2 separate regions of the Homo sapiens genome follow, and region 2 is linked to region 1. Evidence: chromatin contacts called from ENCODE Hi-C or POLR2A ChIA-PET data. All regions are on one chromosome and are shown on one strand. The core of a region is the stretch at or near the end of the contact, and the rest is flanking DNA. Distances in the headings are between cores, read along the strand shown. Region 1 holds the start of TMA7 (translation machinery associated 7 homolog). Region 2 holds the start of DAG1 (dystroglycan 1).

Region 1 (2,869 bases), core at 202-2,701:
CAACCTCTACAATGGTTCCCCACTTCTCTCAAGGTAAAAGCCTGTCTTTTCCATGGCCTACAGGGAACCTACCCACTGGCTCTCATTCCTCTCTGACCTCATCTCCCACTAGTCTCCCTTTCCTCACTCCACTCCAAGCACATGGACCTTCTTGAAGTTGCTGGAACGCACCAAGTTGTCCCCAGCTCAGGGCCTTCACGACAGCTGCTATCTGTGCTGCTCGCTCCCTCACCTTCTTCAAGTCCTGCTCAAATAGTAGCCCCTTGGGAGGTCTTCCCCATGCACCCTATCAGATATGGCCATCCCACTCCCACCCTAGCACTCCTGACCCACTTTCTCTGCTTTATTTTTTCCATGCATATATCACATGACCTGCAACATGTATCCCATTTATTTGCTTTGGTTATAGTCTGTCTCACTCACTAGAATTTCAGCTTGGTACCTACATATAGTACGTACCCAGCAAAAAATGTACTCATCTGCCTAATCTCTGGACACTGTAGCATCCCAGCGCTCAGCACTGTTATTTAAAAAAATAACAACTTTGGCTGGGTGCGGTGGCTCACGCCTGTAATCCCAACACTTTGGGAGGCTGAGGCGGGGGGATCACGAGGTCAGGAGTTCGAGACCAGCCTGGCCAACATGGCGAAACCCCGTCTCTACTAAAAATACAAAAATTTTCCGGACATGGTGGCGGGCACTTGTAATCCCAGCTACTGGGGAGGCTGAGGCATGAGAATCGCTTGAACCCAGGAAGCAGAGGTTGCAGTGAGCCAAGATCGTGCCATTGCACTCCAGCCTGAGAGACAAGAGCAAGACTCCATCTCGGGGGGAAAAGAAAAAAAAGCTTTATTGATATATAACTTGCATACCATATAATTCACCCAATGTGTACAATTCAGTAGTTTTACTATATTAACAGAGTTGTATGGCCATCACCAAAATAAATTTTTTTGACCATTTTCATAGATGAACAAACAGAATTCGCAAACTGCTGCACCCCTGACTATATTATAAAACTCCTTACAGGGTTTTCCAAAGCTATAGGACCACGTGATATAACTCCCGTCCACTTCTGCCATCTCCCCGCCTAATCTCCCTCCACCCAAGCTGTGCTTTCCTTGGTTCCAGGAAAGCGACGAGCTTGAAGCTCTTTGCACATGCACATGCCCTGCTGTCTACCTGCAGTGCTCTTCCCGCGCACGGCCACAGGCCTGGTAGGCCGTCCGGTTAAGTACCCCTCCTACGGTTCCGATTCTACCCTGGCAGGACAACCCTAGCTCCTCGTACCTGGCGTGGCCCGACCAATCGTCTGCCACTCAGTTGACCTCTGACCTGTTAGTACCCGCCCCTGGAGCGCCGCATCCGGTAGCGAGAGTTCAACTTCCTGACTAGGAGCCAATCAGCGGGGCCGCCTCGCTGTCTACGACAAAGGGTGGGGCAGACGCTCCGTTTCCGGTGGCAGGGTCTGGGGAAGCGGCGGCAGGCGCCATGTCCGGCCGCGAAGGTAAGTGTTCCGGAACCGTGAGGACTGCGGGGACGGCGGGGTGGGGACCGGGCGGCAGGGGCAGGCCGAACGTGCTCGTGTCGCCCACAGGTGGCAAGAAGAAGCCACTGAAACAGCCCAAGAAGCAGGCCAAGGAGATGGACGAGGTGAGGGCGGGCGCGGAGGCACTGGCGGGTGCGGGGGCGCTGGGAGACAGGCCTGAGTTGAACACGCTCTGCCTCTCCCCAGGAAGATAAGGCTTTCAAGCAGAAACAAAAAGAGGAGCAGAAGAAACTCGAGGAGCTAAAAGCGAAGGCCGCGGGGAAGGGGCCCTTGGGTAAGTGGGGGCCGAATGGAGCTCAAGCTGGCCAAACGCTATGAGCACCTATTGGGATGAGGGCGCGGGCATGTCTTTTTCCTGCCTCCTGAACTGCGAGGTCTCGTTTTCCGACGTCCGCTGCAGCGAATGGTCTCTAGCCAGTCTAGGATTTGCAGCGGCAGTAAGGGCCGGGAGCTGGAAACGAGGTCTCCTGCCTCCCAGGCAGTCTGGGCTTCCATTCCTTAGGAAGAGCTGCAGAAACGGAAACAGTGAAATGTATTTACCTCAGACGCAGATTCACAGTTAAGTTTCTCAAAGTCTGACGTCGTCCGCAATCTTTTGCCCCAAATTCGTATTTCACTGCCTTCTAGTGTTTGAACCTTACTTGACTTAGAAGTTTTTTTGTTTTGTTTTGTTTTGTTTGAGACAGAGTCTCACTCTGTCTCCCAGGCTGGAGTGCAGTGGCGTGATCCCGGCTCACTGCAACCTCCACCTTCCGGGTTCAAGCAATTCTCCTGCCTCAGCCTCCCAAGTAGCTGGGATTACAGGCGCCTGGCACCACGCCTGGCTAATTTTTTTTTTTTGAGACGGAGTGCGGCTAATTTTTGTATTTTTAGTAGAGATGGGGTTTCACCATCTTAGCCAGGCTGGTCTTGAACTCCTGACCTCGTGATCCACCCGCCTCAGCCTCCCAAAGTGCTGGGATTGCAGGCGTGAGCCACCGCACCTGGCCAGTTTTTTTTTGTATTTATAGTAGAGACGGAGTTTCACCATGTTGGCCAAGCTGGTCTCGAACTCCTGACTTCAAGTGATTCACCCGCCTCTGCCTCCCAGAGTGCTCGGATTACAAGCGTGAGCCACAGCACCTGGCCAACTTTTTTTTTTTTTTCGTACTGCTTATATTATCTCTAATATATGCTTTTTTGCTTTCTGAGTCTTTTTACTTCTGGGTATGCCTAGACTAAAAGATAAAGTCCAGGCTCTTCAGTGTGCTGTTGCTCCATATGCTTTTCTAACTGAATCCTCCACCTTTTTTACATCTTTTATGTAGGAGAAATTCATTA
Region 2 (2,857 bases), core at 1-2,500, 1.0 Mb after region 1:
TTGGAGCCGAGACACTGAAGTATAGATAATTGCAAAAAGGTATGTTTTTGGGAGATGGGGCATTCCTTTCTTATCTCTGCAACTTGCATCTCCCAGACGCTCCTGAGGAGGGAGGGAAAGCCAGGGAGCCCCAGAGCTCTCCGGGATCCAGGGAGGAAACCATGGCTGGTGGCAGCCAGTTCTGTGTTCAGAATGTGCTTGCTGTCAAGAGTGCAGGCCTGGAATTCCAGCCTGGCCACAGGCCAAGGAGGGAATGGACCCATCCTGCGCATGGTGTGGGGATGAGAAGCAGAGCCCACCACGGGTCTCATTCCCAGACCCATCCGGTAACTGTCAGTTTCAGTAACTGTGAAGTCTGGGGCTTTTGGGGTGGGGGGCTGCAGGTTAAGTCCTGGGGAGAGCTAGAGCTACCTTAGGACCCTCCCCTTGAATGTTCCAGGCAGCAACCCCCCTCTCTTATTTCTTCCCCCACCAAAAGAATGCAGGCCACTAGGAGTGAGTGACCAGCGCCTGCGAGTTAGAGCTATTTTGGGCAGGAGAGCAGGCGTCGGATTCCAGTGTTCCAGGCAGGGGGAGGGGACGAGGGTTAGGCCTGAGGCGCTTTCCGACTCCCCAGCCTGCTGTGGGCGAGGCTCTAGGAGATGAGCTAGCTTCCCGCTCCTCCTGTCCCTGGCCTCAGTCTCCCATCCGTGTAAGGGCCGGGCAGCAAGGCTTTCATCCTTTGCAATTGAGAGAACGCTTCCTGATTGTTCTCATGGCTTAGAAATACCCCTTGATTTGCATTCGAAGGAAATAAGGAGGGCTGAACGCAGTCGACGGGTGGCCAGTTGCTGGGCCAGTTCGCAGTCCTGACTGTCCCTTGATTAGTCTTAGAGGCCCAAAGGCCTGAAGTTGGGCGGGGAGCCCCTCCCCCACACTACTGGTTCTGAAGGCTCCGAGTGACCGGGACCGACCGCCGGGGTGTGTCCCGGGACGGACTTCCCTGGCCGTGGGGGCGAGGCTTCCATAATGGGGCGTGACTTTTAGGGCGGGGGAGTGGCTAGCCAATGAGCAGAGAGGTGCTGGCCGGGGCGGGGCTTGCGCGCGGGTGCGGCGCGCTGCGGAGCGGCCGACGCAGGCAGAAGCCGGCGGCGCGCGGACAGCCAGTCGGCGCCGCGCGGAGCTGGCCGCTGGATTGGCTGCAACACTCGCGTGTCAGGCGGTTGCTAGGCTCCGGCCGCGCGCCCCGCCCTTGCGCTCAGCGCCCTCTCACCGCCCGGTACGTGCTCGCGCGAAGGCTGCGGCGCGGCGCTCGCGCCTCTTAGGCTTGGCGGTGGCGGCGGCGGCAGCTTCGCGCCGAATCCCCGGGGAGCGGCGGTGGCGGCGTCCTGGGGCCAGGAGGAGCGAACACCTGCCGCGGTCCTCCCGCCGGCGCTGGGTGAGTGCACCGCCCGCCCTATCCGCTGTGCCTGGCTGCTTGGGCCCCCATCCCTGCTGCCGGCTGAGCCTTCCGCGGAACACCTGCTGCTGCTCGCTGTTCGGCCCGGGGCGGGGACACGGCCGCGGACGTCCTTGTGGGTGAGGAGGCGGTGCCGCCCGGGCGGAGCCGCCCCTTTGCTCTGGGTCCCGCAGGCAAAGGCTCGGAGCGTTCGGCTGCAAGGCCCGGGCCGCGCGCCGCGGCGATGGGCCAGGCCTTAGCTCGGCCCGCGCTCCCGGGAACGTGGAGCCTGCGCCTTGGCCGCGGTCGTGAGCCGCCTGCGGGCCGCCTCCCTGGCTTCCAATAGGGGTTGTGGCCCAGTTGGGCCGGATTCCGACTGTGGGGAGTCGAGCCCCGCTAGAGGCAGGGAAGGGCACCGCTGCCGCCACTGCTCTGTCAGAGCTGCTCAGAGCCTTGGTGGGTTCCGTCATCCTTACTTGAGCTCCTTTGGAAGCTTGTTTACTTACTACCTTTTCACTTTGTATTTGGCAGACCTGGTTCACCTGCGAGTGTATTTGGATAGTGTCTCCACAGAAAATGTCGTCTCGGCTTGGAATCTTTTTGCCATAAATTCTAAGTTAGTTTCCTACAAACTCAACTGGTAACTTAAAATGCATCCTTTAATCTCTATAACTTGAAAAGTTCTTATTTTTGTAAATCGAGTTGCTTCAGAATTAGTTTTAATGGTGACGATGAAGTTTTGACTGGTTGAGGCAAGAGCCTGGGACAGCACCTTCATAGCGCAGAGTCTAACTTAAGATTCTAGCCTGCTGCTTCCCTAAATAAGCGAGTAGAAGTGACTCCTGGCATAGAAGCCAGACTCCGTGAAGGGAAGGTGGTGTTTATAGGACATAATTCCAGATAAAGAGCTGGATGTGCTTTCAGGTGTTTTGCAAAGTCTGGTGTAGATGGGGTATTGCAGTTTTATCAGGTTCTATGCTTAGTTAAGTTCAGAGACATTATTTTGGAATGTTCCTGTTCTAAAAAAGAATTCAACCGTACTACATTTTGGAGGCATAAAAATCCATAGTTTGAGTATGGAGAAGTTTAGTTGAACTTTTGTGGGTTTTTTTTGCTGTGAACTAAGGAAGAAGAGCTCATGGCCTGTGTCCTGTATTTTGGAGAAATCAGATTTCAGTAGGGAGTTGGATCCATCATGTGAAGACCCTATGGGATATAAAAGCTTGTGCTGACATGTGCTTTTGTTAAAAGAGGCACAGTGCAAATCCTCACTGTTCTTAAAAATTGATTTTGCAAAATGCATTTATTCATTTGAACAAATATTTTGATTCACTACCTGCCAAATTCTGTGGTAGATCCTAGGGACCCATGTAAAAGAGTCTGCTTCTGCCCTTAAGGAATTCAGTTTAGGGGGCAGTGGGGACCAGGGAACCCATGATT

What was found. Hi-C counts contacts between places; a loop is a spot of excess contacts on that map. ChIA-PET counts read pairs that join two places held with the same protein, here RNA polymerase II (POLR2A). Pooled maps may share reads with other maps.
Region 2: a loop to region 1 is called in a pooled map, with 5 times the contacts of the local background. The contact joins the promoter of DAG1 here to the promoter of TMA7 in region 1. A Hi-C loop is called at or near these places in 5 of 50 pooled maps. POLR2A ChIA-PET finds 5 or more read pairs at or near these places in 2 of 52 experiments (A549 and Panc1).

Annotation. Positions count from the first base shown.
Region 1 is chr3:48,438,806-48,441,674 of GRCh38, forward strand. TMA7 (translation machinery associated 7 homolog) reads left to right here and starts at 1,452. Exons shown (of 4, transcript NM_015933.6): 1 at 1,452-1,507; 2 at 1,598-1,653; 3 at 1,736-1,823. The coding sequence starts at 1,492. It overlaps CCDC51 (coiled-coil domain containing 51), which reads right to left and starts at 1,314. Exons shown (of 4, transcript NM_001256964.2): 1 at 1,183-1,314. RefSeq lists an enhancer at 1,120-1,259 and a silencer at 1,690-1,749.
Region 2 is chr3:49,469,017-49,471,873 of GRCh38, forward strand. DAG1 (dystroglycan 1) reads left to right here and starts at 1,251. Exons shown (of 3, transcript NM_004393.6): 1 at 1,251-1,417. RefSeq lists a silencer at 930-1,669.